Regions from separate parts of the Homo sapiens genome. Here region 2 is linked to region 1. The links are chromatin loops, found by intact Hi-C in ENCODE. Cell type or tissue: PC-3. All regions are shown on one strand.

Region 1 (2,500 bases):
GTGAACTATTTTGAAGAAAACACAACATTTTAATACAGATTGAAAGGACCTCTTCTGAAGCTAGAAACAATCTATAGTTATACATCTTCATTAATACTGTGTTACCTTTTAAAATAGTAATTTTTTACATTTTCCTGTGTAAACCTAATTGTGGTAGAAATTTTTACCAACTCTATACTCAATCAAGCAAAATTTCTGTATATTCCCTGTGGAATGTACCTATGTGAGTTTCAGAAATTCTCAAAATACGTGTTCAAAAATTTCTGCTTTTGCATCTTTGGGACACCTCAGAAAACTTATTAACAACTGTGAATATGAGAAATACAGAAGAAAATAATAAGCCCTCTATACATAAATGCCCAGCACAATTCATTGTTAAAAAACAACCAAACCTCACACTACTGTATTTCATTATCTGTACTGAAAGCAAATGCTTTGTGACTATTAAATGTTGCACATCATTCATTCACTGTATAGTAATCATTGACTAAAGCCATTTGTCTGTGTTTTCTTCTTGTGGTTGTATATATCAGGTAAAATATTTTCCAAAGAGCCATGTGTCATGTAATACTGAACCACTTTGATATTGAGACATTAATTTGTACCCTTGTTATTATCTACTAGTAATAATGTAATACTGTAGAAATATTGCTCTAATTCTTTTCAAAATTGTTGCATCCCCCTTAGAATGTTTCTATTTCCATAAGGATTTAGGTATGCTATTATCCCTTCTTATACCCTAAGATGAAGCTGTTTTTGTGCTCTTTGTTCATCATTGGCCCTCATTCCAAGCACTTTACGCTGTCTGTAATGGGATCTATTTTTGCACTGGAATATCTGAGAATTGCAAAACTAGACAAAAGTTTCACAACAGATTTCTAAGTTAAATCATTTTCATTAAAAGGAAAAAAGAAAAAAAATTTTGTATGTCAATAACTTTATATGAAGTATTAAAATGCATATTTCTATGTTGTAATATAATGAGTCACAAAATAAAGCTGTGACAGTTCTGTTGGTCTACAGAAATTTACTTTTGTGCATTTGTGGCACCACCTACTGTTGAAGGGTTATAAAGCCATTAGAAAAGTAGAGGGGAAGTGATTTGGATCAAAAGGAAAAACTTTAGAAAAGATTCAAATGTTCCCTTAATCATAAAAGAGAACTGAGGGGACTACTTGAAAATAAAAGGTTGTTTTGTATTTTCATGTTGGTTAAGATACTGAGTAACTGGTATTAAGTGTTAGAGGTTTTTAGATAAATATTCTGCTTAATGATTATGAAGCTGCACTGAGATTTCTGAAAATGCTCTGTAGCTGAGCTTATTTAATAAATGTTCACTTGGTATAGGGGAAGCTACAAAGGCAGCCTTCAGTGTCCTTTTGTTTATTCAACCAAAAATATAAGGACACAATGTAGCAGTTATACTGGGAAGGTGCTGGGGGTGGTGGCAATGGTGAGCAGGAAGGCGAAGTAGATATGGAAACAGAAATGATACTAATATCGGTGATTCCTTCCTTTTTTCCTGTAATAAGTGCTGTGCAGACAACATATGAGCAGTGCTGATAAATGTAAATGTATTTTTCATAGCTCATTAAGAATCAGTTTCAGAAAGAGATGTCTGCTTATTTTGCTACTTGAAGAATCCCTGTCAAACAGTCCTTTTGAGGAAGTACAAGAGGCTGTCTCTATTTGTGACCTCAGGAATGGCTGTGACAGTGTCGTGAGCAGTCCTTTTCCTGTGGCACAGATCTGAACTTTGTGTGCAGAAAAATCTTGGCTTCAAGTGAGCCAAGATGCCCCCTGAGCATCAGCATCACAACTTCATCCTCCTATCTTGAAGTTCATGTTATAGTGACTTTAATGAAATCATAGAACACTGTTTCTTCGTGAACAATGACGAGGGAGAGGAAAAAACTTTATTGAAAAATAAAAAGGCAGGTAATTTAGATGAAAATATGTTACCCATGAGGTTTTGTTTTTGCTTTTTGTTTTTGTTTTTGAGAAACAGAATCTCGCTCTGTCGTCCAGGCTGGAGTGCAGCGGCATGATCTTGGCTCACTGCAACCTCCGCCTCCCGGGTTCAAGCGATTCTCCTCAGCTTCCCAAGTAGCTGGTACTACAGGCATGCGCCACCACAACCAGCTAATTTTTGTATTTTTAGTAGAGATGGGGTTTCACTATACGTTGGCCAGGCTGGTCTCAAACTCCTGACCTAAGGTGATCCTTCTGCCTTGGGCTCCCAAAGTGCTGGGATTACAGGCATGAGCCACCTTGCCTGGCCCTACCCATGAGCCTTGACTAAAACATTCTTCTATCTGTAGAAAAGCCCAAAAGAACTTTTCCAGATTCAAAAAACTTGGCACTTTGTAATGGTAATGTTTACATTAAGTAAAAAAAAAAAAAAAACCCACTTAGCTTCAGTTTTCAAGTGTTTACTGTGTTGTCATGCACTTCATTTAATTCTCAACACCTGCCCTATGAGGTAAAAAGTACCATTTTA
Region 2 (2,500 bases), 380 kb before region 1:
GACTGAAACTGCTGACAGAAGCACAGAGGAGACCCCAAAGAGCCTCTAAAGAATCATAGTGGGCGGGGCACAATGGCTCATGCCTGTAATCACAGCACTTTGGGAGGCAGGCTCACGCCTGTAATCACAGCACTTTGGGAGGCAGAAGCGGGCAGATCACCTGAGATCAGGAGTTCAAGACCAGCCTGGTCAACATGGCGAAACCCCATCTCTACTAAACGTACAAAAATTCGCTGGGCATGGTGGCAGATGCTTGTAATCCCAGCTACTCGGAAGGCTGAGGCAGGAGAATCACCTGAACCTGGGAGGTGGAAGTTGCAGTGAGCCGAGATCATGCCATTGCACTCTAGCTTGGGCAACCAAGAGTGAAACTCCGCCTCAAAAAAACAAAACAAGAAAGAAAAGAAAAGAAAAGAAAACAAAAGAAAAGAAAAGAAAAAAAAGAATCACGGTGAGTCTATGTTTCTTGCATAGAACCTCTGGGGTCCCAAGTGGCCATGGAGGCCACAGTTCTACTTCCGGCCCTAGCCCCGCCCCTACCCGCCTACCCACCATCGCAATGCATGATGGGCCACCACTTCACTTGGGCCACATCCACGAGACCCGAAGCTTCTTCCAGGTGGTGTGTGGCTGCCCCGAATGCGCTTTGAGAACATCCACTCCTTCCCCAATTTATATTGGGGGAATCAATAGTTTTTGTGCCTATCACCTCGTGTAATCGCAAAGATTTGTGCATAAAAGTTATGCCAGGCCGTGCACGGTGGCTCAAGCCTGTAATCCCAGCACTTTGGGAGGCCTAGGCGAGTTGGATCACCTGGGATCAGGAGTTCCAGAGCAGTCTGACCAATATGGAGAAACCCCGTCTCTACTAAAAATATAAAAATTAGCCAGGTGTGATGATGTGCACCTGTAGTCTCAGCTACTCTGGAGGCTGAGACAGGAGAATTGCTTGAACCCAGGAGGCGGAGGTTGCAGTGAGCCAAAAGCGCGCCACTGCACTCTAGCCTGGGCGACAGAACGAGACTCTGTCTCAAAAAAAAAAAAATAAAAATAAAAATAAAAAAGTTATCCCATTTCAGGGTAAGGGGATCACTGTATTTATTCCTCTTTTTAAGTCCAGTGGAAGTTAGGGATGAAATTGCCCAATGTGAGCCATGCCTTTTTAGTCTCGTAATTTGTTTCTCCCTGGAAGTCCTTAGCAACAGGCAGGAGACAGCAAAGTTCCCAGTGCACTGTGCTGAGTGGCAGAGGGTAGACCTGGCTCCATAGGAAGTCTGTCAGCCACAGACTGAACAGCTCCGTGGCTTTTGACCATATTTGCAGTGTCTCCCAGAGTTGTGAGCAGAAGCAGAGAGAGGATGCTGTGCACCAAGCGCTTGTAGGATCAGGCTTGCCCTGGCAGTCAGGCCATGGCTCTGGTGTCCAGATGATGGAGGGCAGGCCTCTCTGCTGTTGTAGCCGGGCTAAGCAAGTATGTTAATCTTCCTTTGTCACTAGGTGGCAGAATATAATTAAGATGTCAGAATTTCTTCCATAACATTGGAAGGCGTTTCTAGTTCCTTCTTAATGACCTCCTTCATTACTTTGCAGTATTTGCTAATGCCGTTTAGGACTGAGGCAATGAAATAAAATTTCCTTCTGCAAACATTTTCTATATTTATCCAGGATTCTACTTTTTTCATTTAACTGGCTTGCCTCTTAGGGAGAAGCATCCTTAACATAAAGTACATTCTCTTCTTAATGGCTACTGTTTGGACAATCCAAACTTCTTATTTTTATGTATTATTTTGTTACTCTTTGTGGGGTAGAAATAAATACTCTCCTGTCACATGTAAAATTTCAAATAGGTTTATTATAATGCATAATGTGATAATCCATTTTATAAATTAAAAATACATGAGTCCACATTGATAATAAATAGCTTTATTGATTTTCCTAACTATAAAGGCAATAGACACTCATTTAAAAAATTCTGAAAATACAGAAAAGTATAAAAAAGAAAAAATAATAACCAGTAATCCCACTATTCAAAGAGACCAAGCAGAAGGATGATAGAGTACCCCTGAATAATTGATCTTATCAAGTTGATGAAGCATAATTCTAAAAAAAACACATGGGTAAATATATGCCTCATAAAATATAATCCTGGGCTACCTGAAGGCCTGGGTCAGCACTTAACTCTTTTTTTTTTTTTTTTTTTTTTTTTTTTTTCCAGATGGAGTCTCACTCTGTTGCCCAGGCTGGAGTGCAGTGGCATGATCTTGGCCCACTGCAACCTCTGCCTCCCGGGTTCAAGCGATTCTCCTGCCTCAGCCTCCCGAGTAGCTGGGATTACAGGCATGAGCCACCACACCCAGCTAATTTTTGTATTTTTAGTAGAGACAGAGTTTCACCACGTTGGCCAGGCTGGTCTCAAACTCCTGACCTCAGGTGATCTGCCCACCTCGGCCTCCCAAAGTGCTGGGATTATAGGCGTGAGCCACTGGGCCCCGCGAAAACT

What was found. Peaks named below come from ENCODE experiments on the same cell type or tissue, not always from the same donor. Only the 100,000 strongest peaks of a DNase experiment are listed, where the experiment ranks them.
Region 2: it touches region 1 in a loop (27-fold over the local background); 23 of 110 quality-filtered maps call a loop at or near these places.

What each region holds. Positions count from the first base shown.
Region 1 is chr9:104,779,528-104,782,027 of GRCh38, reverse strand. ABCA1 (ATP binding cassette subfamily A member 1) reads left to right here. Exons shown (of 50, transcript NM_005502.4): 50 at 1-1,022. It also overlaps a transcript of NIPSNAP3B not described here. Among named protein-coding and RNA genes, the nearest start is that of NIPSNAP3B, 17 kb to the right of the region's middle. In PC-3, a CTCF peak has its summit at 1,057 (motif pointing left); a DNase peak (open chromatin) is centred at 1,037; H3K27ac peaks cover 411 bases.
Region 2 is chr9:105,156,264-105,158,763 of GRCh38, reverse strand. No RefSeq gene overlaps it. Among named protein-coding and RNA genes, the nearest start is that of SLC44A1, 87 kb to the left of the region's middle. In PC-3, a CTCF peak has its summit at 1,503 (motif pointing right); no DNase peak of the experiment used is centred here.